Linked DNA regions of Homo sapiens: region 2 is linked to region 1. Evidence: chromatin loops called from intact Hi-C (ENCODE). Cell type or tissue: ascending aorta. All regions are shown on one strand. Links, peaks and the distances in the headings refer to the core of each region. The heading gives the core; the rest is flanking DNA. Region 1 overlaps ZCCHC14 (zinc finger CCHC-type containing 14). Region 2 has its middle 31 kb from the start of JPH3.

The links. Hi-C counts contacts between places; a loop is a spot of excess contacts. Peaks named below come from ENCODE experiments on the same cell type or tissue, not always from the same donor. Only the 100,000 strongest peaks of a DNase experiment are listed, where the experiment ranks them.
Region 2: a loop joins it to region 1, with 8 times the contacts of the local background. A loop is called at or near these places in 23 of 110 quality-filtered maps.

The regions. Positions count from the first base shown.
Region 1 is chr16:87,414,517-87,419,888 of GRCh38, forward strand. It overlaps ZCCHC14 (zinc finger CCHC-type containing 14), which reads right to left. Exons shown (of 13, transcript NM_015144.3): 6 at 5,267-5,361; 7 at 4,331-4,385; 8 at 2,944-3,226; 9 at 760-851; 10 at 1-25. Among named protein-coding and RNA genes, the nearest start is that of MAP1LC3B, 25 kb to the left of the region's middle. In ascending aorta, for the core only: a CTCF peak has its summit at 2,401 (motif pointing right); a DNase peak (open chromatin) is centred at 2,420.
Region 2 is chr16:87,568,476-87,573,847 of GRCh38, forward strand. No RefSeq gene overlaps it. Among named protein-coding and RNA genes, the nearest start is that of JPH3, 31 kb to the right of the region's middle. RefSeq lists a silencer at 2,828-3,122 and an enhancer at 2,942-3,860. In ascending aorta, for the core only: CTCF peaks have their summits at 2,767 and 2,973; DNase peaks (open chromatin) are centred at 2,726 and 3,316; H3K27ac peaks cover 3,862 bases.

The sequences.
Region 1 (5,372 bases), core at 296-5,295:
CAGGCACCGTCTCTCTGACTTCTCCCTGTGAAATAATCAAGCACAGGAACAAGTGAGCACTGCCTACTGGTGCTGCCTCACATGCGGCTTCAAGACGGGTCTACTCCACACCACAGGGCGGCTTTGATACAGGGCGACTTCGAGATGGGTCTACTCCACACCACAGGGAAATTCCCCCCAGAGCATTAAGGCAAGGAACTCATTCTGATTGGTCAAATTTACTATAAAGGTCCTTTCCTGTCAAACCTAAGACACATTTGTAGAACTTTAAAAGCATGACTAGGCCAGGCGCGGTGGCTCAGGCCTGTAATCCCAGCACTTTGGGAGGCCCAGGCGGGCAGATCGCCTGAGGTCCAGAGTTTGAGATCAGCTTGGCCAATATGGTAAAACCCGGTCTCTTCTAAAAATACAAAAAATTAGCCAGGCGTGGTGGCGGGTGCCTGTAATCCCAGGTACTTGGGAGACTGAGGCAGGAGAATCGCTTGAACCTGAGAGGCAGAGGTTGCAGTGAGCCGAGATTGCACCACTGCACTCCAGCCTGGGCACGACAGAGCGAGACTCCGTCTCAAAAAATAAATAAATAAAAATAATCCGTCTCAAAAAATAAATAAATAAAAATAAATAAAAGCATGGCTAAGGACTGGATAAGCAACAGGAACTAATCCAATCACTAGTATTTAGCACTGGAAGCCTCAGCACTCCATTCGGCACACGAGAAATGGAAATAAACACAGGTTTCAAAACCCACTTCACACTCACTTTTCCAGCTCCAGCTGGGTCTTGAGCTTCTTCTTTGCCCCCATGGTAAGAGACTCAAATTTATTCAGATCTTCTTCAGTAAGGCTCAAAAACTTTCACAGAAAAAACAAATTACAAAGTTACGGAGACATAAGTAGGACTCTGAGAACAAAGAACTTGGAGTTGAATTCAGTACATTTATTCTGCCTCTGGGATATGCAAACAGATCCAGCTGAACTCAGCAATTACAAGCTGGGAAATCCTAGACCCTTTACTTGCTAAATGACTTGGTGTCAACGGTTCAACTCCGAGACGCAGTTCTGAGCAAGAGTGTCCCCGGCTCCTCCAGGGCACCTTCTGTGCAGGCTGTGTGGATGGGTGCACCACCTCACAGGCTGGCGGCTCTGCCAAAGGTGCCCACTTGCCCTCTGCTCTGTGAGTAAATACCAGCAGGTACATGCTTTGGGGCAGGTGACTAAAGAAAACGTCTTGCATAAGTCACAGTTTGAATCACCGTGGAGATGCAAGTTATGATAGCGTGCCACCCCCACCCTCCCCAGGACGGCCCCATCACAGTGCCATCCCTTCAGAACTCATCACCCTCTGCGGGATGGTCGTCTTTTTCTTCCTTTTTTTGAGACAAAAATCTCGCTCTTATTTTGTTTTTGTTTGTTTGTTTTTTTGTTTTTTGAGACGGAGTTTCACTCTGTCACCTAGGCTGGAGTGCAGTGGTGCGATCTCGGCTCACTGCAACCTCCACCTCCCGGGTTCAAGTAATTCTCTGCCTCAGCCTCCCGAGTAGCTGGGATTACAGGCACCCACCACCATGCCCAGCTAATTTTTGTATTTTTAGTAGAGACGGGGTTTCACCATCTTGGCCAGGCTGGTCTTCAACTCCTGACCTCAGATGATCCACCTGCCTCGGCCTCCCAAAGTGCTGGGATTACAGGCGTGAGCCACCGCACCTGGCCAGGGATGACAGCAACTTTGTCAGGTAGCAAGTGATGCAGAAAAGCAGATGCCATCCACGCTGAATGGTTGTGTGGCTACTCCATTGTGTAGGCTGGTGCTACGCAAACACACCAGCCTCTAATTTTCATGTTATTTCCTAACATGATTTGTGATTTAGGCCATCTCAATGCAAACGTAAGAATAAAACATTTAAAACTAATTATGAACAAGGTTAGTAAAATCTCTGCTTTTTAAGATTCACAAATCCTTGGCCAGGCGCGGTGGCTCATGCCTGTAATCCCAGCACTTTGGGAGACCGAGGTGGGCAGATCATGAGTCAGGAGTTCGAGACTAGCCTGGCCAACATAGGGAAACCCTGATTCTACTAAAAATACAAAATATTAGCCAGGTATGCTGGTGGGCACCTGTAATCCCAGCTATTCAGGAGGCTGAGGCAGGAGAATCGCTTGAACCCGGGAGGCAGAGGTTGCAGGGAGCCGAGACCATACCATTGCACTCCAGCCCAGGTGGCAGTGCAAGACTCTCCATCTCAAAAAAAGAAAAAAACATTCACAAATCCTAAACAAAGGGTATTACAAATATACTTACAATTTGGATTTAACTATGTAGTAAAAGCTTGATTTCTAGGTTCAATTGTAGATTTTTCGAGAAATGAAATTTTTACATAGATAAAAGCCACCAAGCCGGTTTGCCCAGCAGAGGGAGTCCAGAGCTCAAATACCTTGTATGGGTTTAATCTAGTTTTATCACTGACATCAAGACTTAAGAAATTTCTGAATTTTTTTAACAGTGAAAAAATGTTCCTCATAAGAATTCTCTAGGTACGACTGCTTGGAAGATGTAAAATGCACCCATTCCTCTAGATCTGGCCCGCCGCAGTGTCTGCGCCAGCTACGCCGAGAAATGTCTAAAAGGGGCACCGTGCCAGAGCTCAGGATTTCTGTCCACAGCAGGGCTCTGGGGACGGACTGTCCCTCCCGTCACGCAGAGCATCTAGTTTGTGAAGGTCTTGAAGCCCCTAGACAAGCTGTTTGTTTACAACATGTCCTGTTTGTGGCTGGCTGCAGCTGCAGGCGGCCTCCGCAAAGCCCACCGTCTCCCTTAAGAACAGGCGCTGCGCCTCGGCCTCCGTACTTCATCCACCTTGTGTTGGTTTGGAAACTCAATGCCCCCAGGGAGGTCTTGAGTAAACAATCTAGCAATTCTGTACGGCCAGCCAGAAAACCGACATACCTTCTCCATGGAGAGCTGCTTAAAGACGGGGTAATACTTGTGCAAACGCAGTTTCCTAAGCCAGTCTAGAATCCCATTCTGCTCCTGGGTCTGAGGGGTCTGCAGACTGGAAGGCATGAGGATGGCAGGTGATGTGTCCATCTGGGTCCGGTAGGCCAGGGCTGAGCCCGCGCTGCCCGCATGGGAGCAGTGAGGCAAGGGGGCGGCGGAGCCGGCCGGGTGCTGCCCGTGGTGCTGGGCTCCGCTCTGCGAGGACGGGATACCAGCCACTCCACACACAGGCCTGTGGGACAGGGGCAGGAGGGACACAGAGAGACTGTGGCTTCCACAACCACAGACTCCACCACAGACCTCACTTCCAGGCCTTTCTGTGCCAGCCTCTGCCTCTTGGCCGGCCCTGTTGTCACAGGCCACCCTGAACTGCCAACACTGCTGTGCTATGACTGCCCTCCCTCCCCAACCACCTTTCTGCAGCTAAGATTTCTGTAATGCATGTCTGTGCACACGTGTGCATACAGGCGGCTGTGCATATACACACACATGCCTCTGCCCGTGCTTCGGAGTATGCGTCTACTTGTGTGTACGTATGTGTATTATGTATGTGTACGTCTCTGTCCCCACCAGACTTCTGCTTTAGCTGCCAAGTTTCTGTTACTTGTATTTTTTAAAAACATGCTACTCCGATAGGTATTTCTGTTACTTCTAAGTCACAGAATGACACTGATAAATCATACATCAAAATAGACTATTAAATCTTTAATGTTCAAATACAATTTTTCTAGAAAAGTAAAACGCAGAAGGCTGGAAGGTGTGACCGGCACTCCACTCTGGCCTTGCTCCTTAACTGCAAAGTCACACCTGCTGACTGGGCGCTTACCCTACCCCGACACCAGGAGGATGCCAGTCTACGCCTCGAAACCTCGCGCCCAGACAACATCTCCACGAGACTCCCTATGGGGGTGCGTGTGCACTGATCTGTGACAGCCCACCTCACTGTCAGCAAAGATGGGAGCCTCTGTGTTGCCGGCATACGACTGCAGCTACCCAGGGCCCGTGCGGACAGAGGACGCTCCTCAGGAGCACGACCCTATGCTTCTGGGAGCAGGTTTCTCACAGCCAGATTCTCGGAAATTCTGACTTTCTACGTCTATGATGGGGCCCAGGACCTTGCACTGGGGAGGAGTCCCTGGGAATTCTGATTCCAGTGGCTTAGAGAACTCTTTTTTTGGAAATCGTAAATTCAATCATCTCTACTCAATTCTTCTCAATATCATCCAAGACTCAACTTGAGCATGACTTAATTCTTGGAACAACTTTACACAGAACTCAAAGTAAACATTGTAAAATGCTTATCTGAACTGTGCTGGTTACATAGAAGATTTCTCACCTTCCAGACACGCCCATCACGGTACCTACTTTAGAAAGGGAGGGATTGCCAGGACCTATAAATTTAAAAATAAATACCATAAAAATTTACAGACAATGAAAATATTTGTTTTATTTTATTATTTTTTGAGACGGTGTTTTGCTCTTGTTGCCCAGGCTGGAGAGCAATGGTGCGATCTCGGCTCACTGCAACCTCTGCCTCCCGGGTTCAAGTGATTCTCCTGCCTCAGCCTCCCGAGTAGCTGGGACTACAGGCGACTGCCACCACGCCCGGCTAATTTTATATTTTTATTTTATTTTGGAGATGGAGTCTTGCTCTGTCAACCATGCTGGAGTGCAGTGGGGCAATCTCGGCTCACTGCAACCACCGCCTCCCGGGTTCAAGTGATTCTCCTGCCTCAGCCTACTGAGTAGCTGGGATTACAGGAGCCTGCCACCACGCCCGGCTAATTTTGTATTTTTATTTTATTTTGGAGATGGAGACTTGCTCTGTCAACCATGCTGGAGTGCAGTGGTGCAATCTCGGCTCACTGCAACCACCGCCTCCCGGGTTCAAGTGATTCTTCTGCCTCAGCCTCCCAAGTAGCGGGGACTGCAGGCATGCATCACCACGCCTGGCTAATTTTTTTGTATTTTTAGTAGACACGGGGTTTCACCATATTGGCCGGGCTGGTCTTGAACTCCTGACCTCGTGATCCACCCGCCTCAGCCTCCCAAAGTATTGGGATTATAGGCGTGAGCCACTGCGCCCAGCCTAATTTTGTATTTTTAGTAGAGACAGGGTTTTTCCATGTTGGTCAGGCTGGTCTTGAACTCCCAACCTCAGGTGATCCGCCCGCCTCAGCCTCCCAAAGTGCTGGGATTACAAGCATGAGCCACTGCGCCCAGCTGTTTTTTTTTTTTTTAATTTATATTTAACCATATTTTACAAACTCACTTGGACTCTGAAGCTGCTGTGGGGGAGAGGAAGTGCTGAGAAACCTCCTGACATGGTCATTTTTCAACACGTGAGAAGGTAATGAGGCCAGGTACCTAAAAGGCAA
Region 2 (5,372 bases), core at 182-5,181, 150 kb after region 1:
CACTTGAGGTCAGGAGTTGGAGACCAGCCTGGCCAACATCGTGAAACCCTGTCTCTACCAAAAATACAAAAATTAGCTGAGTGTGGTTGTATGTCCCTGTAATTCCAGCTACTTGGGAGGCTGAGGCAAGAGAATTGCTTGAACCTGGGAGGTGGAGGTTGCAGTGAGCCGAGATTAAGCCTCTGCACTCCAGCCTTGGCGACAGAGCAAAACTTCATCTTAAAAAAAAAAAAAAAGAAAAAAAAAGGCTGGGCACAGTGGCTCACGCCTGTAATCCCAGCACTTTGGGAGGCCGAGGCGGGCAGATCACGAGGTCAGGAGATCGAGACCATCCTGGCTAACACGGTGAAACCCCGTCTCTACTAAAAATACAAAAAATTTGCCGGGCGTGGTCGTGGGCGCCTGTAGTCCCAGCTACTCTGGAGGCTGAGGCAGGAGAATGGCGTGAACCCGGGAGGCGGAGCTTGCAGTGAGCCGAGATTGCACCACTGCACTCCAGCCTGGGTGACAGAGTGAGACTCTGTCTCAAAAAAAAAAAAAAAAAAGAGATTTATCTCTGAGATTTCCATAAGTGAAATTAGACAGCATGTGCTTTCTGTGTGCCTGGCTTCTTTCACCCATTGCCACGTTTGTGCAAGTCATGCACGCTGTTGTATGCTGTTTTAGCTCATTCATGTTCGTTGCTGCATAGTATTCCCTGATATTCCATGGTACAAATAGAGCAAATCAGTGTATTCATTTGTGTGGGTTGCTCCCAGGTTAGGGCTGACACCATTCATGCTGCTGTGAATATTCTTGCATATGCCTCTTGGTGGACAAATGCACTCACATCTGTTGAGTCCTGGGAGTGAGACCTGAAGTCATGGGCTGTGTGTGGTCAGCTTTCATAGATGTTGCCAGTTCTACGAAGTCCTGCAAGTAAAGACCCTCTAGTTGTATCGGAGAGTTCCAGTTGTTCTACATTCTTGCCTTCCATTAACTTTTGTTTTTAACTGTTTTATTGAAATACAATTCACATACCATACAATTCATCCATTTAAAGTTTTTTTAAAGAGCAGTTCGTGGATTCATGGGGTTGTGCAGCCATCACCACAGTCAGTTTTGGAACATTTTCATCACTCCTGAACCCCTACCTGTCAATCCCCAATCCTTCCATCCCTCAGCACTCGGGTTTTCTGTGTCTATGATTCGGGCATTTCATACAAGTTGAATCATGCAATATTTGTCTTTGGTTTGGCTTCTTTTACCCAGCATCATATTTTCAAGGTTCATGCACATTGTAGCATGTGTCAGGATCCGTTCCTTTTCATGGCTGAGTAATATTCCATCACATGGATAGACCATGTTTTGTTTAACCATTTATCATTTGATGGGCATTTGGGTTGCTTCCACCTTTTGGCTATTGTGAACATGGCTTCTGTGAACATTCACGTGCAAGCTTTTATATGGACAGATGTTTTCCATTTCCTTGGGTAGATATCCAGTGTGGCGGGGAGCACAAAATGTGATAACTCTAGGTTAAACTGTTTGAGGAACTGCCAGACTGCTTTCCGTGGCAGTTGCGCTATTTTACATCCTCACCAGAGCTGTCTCTGTGCCCACGAAAACATGCCGCTCCTCCACACAGTGCTGAGCACAGGCAAATCTCTCAGGGCTTGGCGTCTTCTTGCTGGGGGGCGGGAGGGGACAAGGTAGTGTCTGCTTCGATGGTGGGGTCGGCACCTGGGCAGTGTCCAGTGTCTGCTTTGATGACGGGGTCAGCATCTGGGCAGTGTCCAGGACACCCTTGCTGGTCTGGCACGAATGCTGTGGCCACGGCAGCATCTGAAGGTGGCATCCTGCCCAGAGTCCCCAGCGGGACCTGCTGCCCACAGCCTCGGGCCCCTCACTGTGAACTGTCACGTTCCCTGGTTGGCAGGAGTCCCCGGGGAAGAACAATTGGTGTGAACTCCCCGTGCGGGGTGGGGACTGGGCGCAGGGAAGTCTCATCATTTCTAGGGAATTTCACAGAGGCCGCCCAATGGGCTGTTCCAAGGCCATGTGTGCCCAAAGCCCACTCCAGCCAGTTGGAGAAGGGGCCTCAGACGGCCCTTTGTCTTTAGTGTCTTGTAATCCAGAGAGTTCCCTTTGGAGTGGAGAAATTCCCCAGAACAAGAGGAGGGGGTTCTGGGTCCTGCCCGTGAGAACACAGAAGCTCCTAGGGGCAACACCCCTTAGATAAACACACAGAGGAGGCCACACAGCCTCACAGCCAGCAGCAGGGACGGAGCTTGGTGCCAAACACTGGATGCTGGGGGCAGGACAGGCCCCGTGGACACGCCAGCACAGTCTCCTGCCCAAATGGGAGACCCTCAAAGGCAGCTCCCAGGGCTTCCCACTGACCTTCTGGCCCGAGCCCTGCATTCCTTGTTCTGACAAGGCCTGGGAGTTCCAGAGCCTTCCCCTCACTCCCGAGTGACCTTGGGCAAGTCCCTCCCCATCCTGGGTCTCTGCATGCCCATCAGCGGGGCACAGGGTACACCTAGTGATGCTCAGGGCTCTCCCTGCCCTGAGCTCCCTGGGGAAGCTGCGATGAACCGCAAAGCAACCAGCTCTTTTTGGGTAAAAATCCTGCAGGCTCATTTGCCGGGTGGTGGCTGTCCCCGAGGCCATGTGAGTCTCTATTCCAGAGCCCAGGAATGCCTGGTGGTGGAGGCCAGCCACCCTGGCCGGAGACTGCCCTGTGTCCACGGAGCCCTTGGGCCTCCCAGCGGTGGGGAGGGAGAAGGAACAGCTGCTGGAAAATGCCAGACGTCTTCATTGTGATCGGCATGAGGGTTGGCTCCAAGCACGGAGACTGGTTCTCCTTCCCTCCTTTATTTGCTCAGCTTTGAGCTCACGGACTGACACTTACCAGGAGTTTAACAAATATTTATCGAATGAATGAATTCATTCATTTACTTATTCAATCAAGAAGATTGAAATCTTACAGTCAGAAGCTGCAGCCACAGAGGCAGCCCAAAGCTCGTTTATTAAATGCCGGCTGTGGTGGCCGTGTCCTGCCAGCATAGTCTGGTGTGGCCTCTATGGCGCCCTCGGGAGGGTGGTGACAATATAGCACAAGGTGCTCAAGCTCCTGGGATGGCTTCACCTGGAGGCTGGGGAGGCAGGGTGGGAAAGGTGAGCACCGTCATTACATGAGGGTGACTCCTGCCCAGTGACAGAGGCAAGGCTGCTGGGAACAGTGCTGGGTGACGGGCCGCCTTTCCCTCACTTGAATGCCATTCACACCCAGCTTCATTTTTCTTCTGAGTCACATTCTCGGGCCTGGACGAGGCCATCTATTACTGGAGTTTTAAGCTGCTTTGTGAACCACAGGACAGCTGGCCGCTTGGTGAGGCCTGTTCCACCCTGGGGGCCTCGTGGTGGGGAGTGGGCAGGATTTTAAAAATCTAACCAGAGGTGACAAGCAGAGCAGCCCCAGCAGAGGGAAGACGAATGAGGCAGGAGCCAGGGGACGTCCTGGAAAGCCCGGATCCAGGTCATTTTTTGGCTGAGAGCCACCGTGGGGCTGTGCTGGGCCAGGAAAGACCCATGACAGGAAAGGCCATTTTAATGCCCTCAGTTCTTTTCCTTTTTTGGGATGGAGTATCACTCCATCACCCAGGCTGCAGTGCAGTGACAGAGTGCAGGACAGGCTCGGCTCCCTGCAGCCTCCGCCTTCCGGGTTCAAGCAATTCTCCTGCCTCAGCCTCTCGAGTAGCTGGGATTACAGGCGCCTGCCACCACGCCTGGCTAATTTTTGTATTTTTAGTAGAGACGGGGGTTTCACCATGTTGGCCAGTCTGGTTTTGAACTCCTAACCTCAAGTGATCCGCCTGCCTCAGCCTCCCAAAGTGTTGGGATTATAAGCGTGAGCCACCGCACCCGGCCGATGCCTTCAGTTCTATATTTGTGCACCTTACACTCTGAGATCTCTCTCTCCAGCAGCTTCCTACCTGATTCATGAGGCCGTGATCCTCACAGGGCCTCCAGGCTTCTGGCCTTGCCCACGGCCTCCTACGAGCAATAACCACAACCCCACTGGGGCTCATGGACAGCGCACGGCCTGTAAGTAAGGCACAGGCAAGAGCACATGCAAACTTCACAGGGAGGCCTGGAAATGAGATTCTTGGAAGCTATGCTTTTCGAATAAGGAAACAAGCTCAGAGAGGCTGAGTGTCTCTCTGAGGTCCCACAGGTGCAGGTGCTGGAGCTGGGACTTAACCCGAAGTCCTGTTCCAGAGCTCTGCCCTCGCTCCTGTTACAGGTGTAGCCCCCTGGCATGGCCCTGCTGCCTGGGCTGGGGTCTGCCCAACGCTTCTGGTTCCCACCCACACTCCCCTCCCCAGGAAGATGCCCCTGAGAAGCTGGCCCACCTGGTTCTCTGCAGTCTCTGGCGCACCTGCCCCCTGACCTTCAGCCAGGTCCTGCCTCTAGGATGTTCACTCAGGTGAGAAAGCTGTCCAGAACCATGTGTATCTAGGACCAAACTTCATTGTACACACAAACATGCACTGCACAGTTTTACTCCATCTGTTACCAGGAATGCAAGGATTTTGCCGATGGAGGGGAGATTGCATTGTGTTCAGAACTTTGATTCAGAACAGAGCTTTTCACACTTTGGAAAACCACATCCCCAGTGGCCAAGTGGGGTAAGGTAGGTGAGTGCTCCAGGTGCTGCACTGGGGCTGGGTGCCGCCGTTTGCTGTCATGCCCACTGTGGGCCACCGTGGCAAGCAGATGACAGCCCTGTTCTCTCTTCCCCGGGGAGGCATGGAAACCCCATTATTTTATATTTATGTTTGTTCCTTTCTCATCAGCTGCGTATTACAGTTGGGGCATTATGTGGAGTTGAAGAAGGTGTTTTGTAGGTTTCCATGCATTTCATTTCAGGATAGCAATGGACATGTAAAGTTATTTGCTGTAAAGAAGGAGGTTGACCCCGTCTCTACTAAAAATATAAAAAATTAGCCGGGCGTGGTGGCGGGCGCCTGTAGTCCCAGCTACTTGGGAGGCTGAGGCAGGAGAATGTCGTGAACCCGGGAGGCGGAGCTTGCAGTGAGCCGAGATAGCGCCACTGCACTCCAGCCTGGGTGACAGAGCGAGACTCCATCTCAAAAAAAAAAAAAGAAGGAGGTTGATCTGTTGGGTTGAACACTACCAGCTGGGAGATGCACCCTTGGGGATGGACGAATGCTTTAAATTTTTTTTTTTTGCTCAGCCACTGCTTTTTTTTTTAAAAGCTTTATTGAGATATAATTAATATATTGAAATCTGGCCAGCTACAGTGACTCAGGCCTGTAATCCCAGCACTTTGAGAGGCCAAGGTGGGTGGATCACTTGAGATCAGG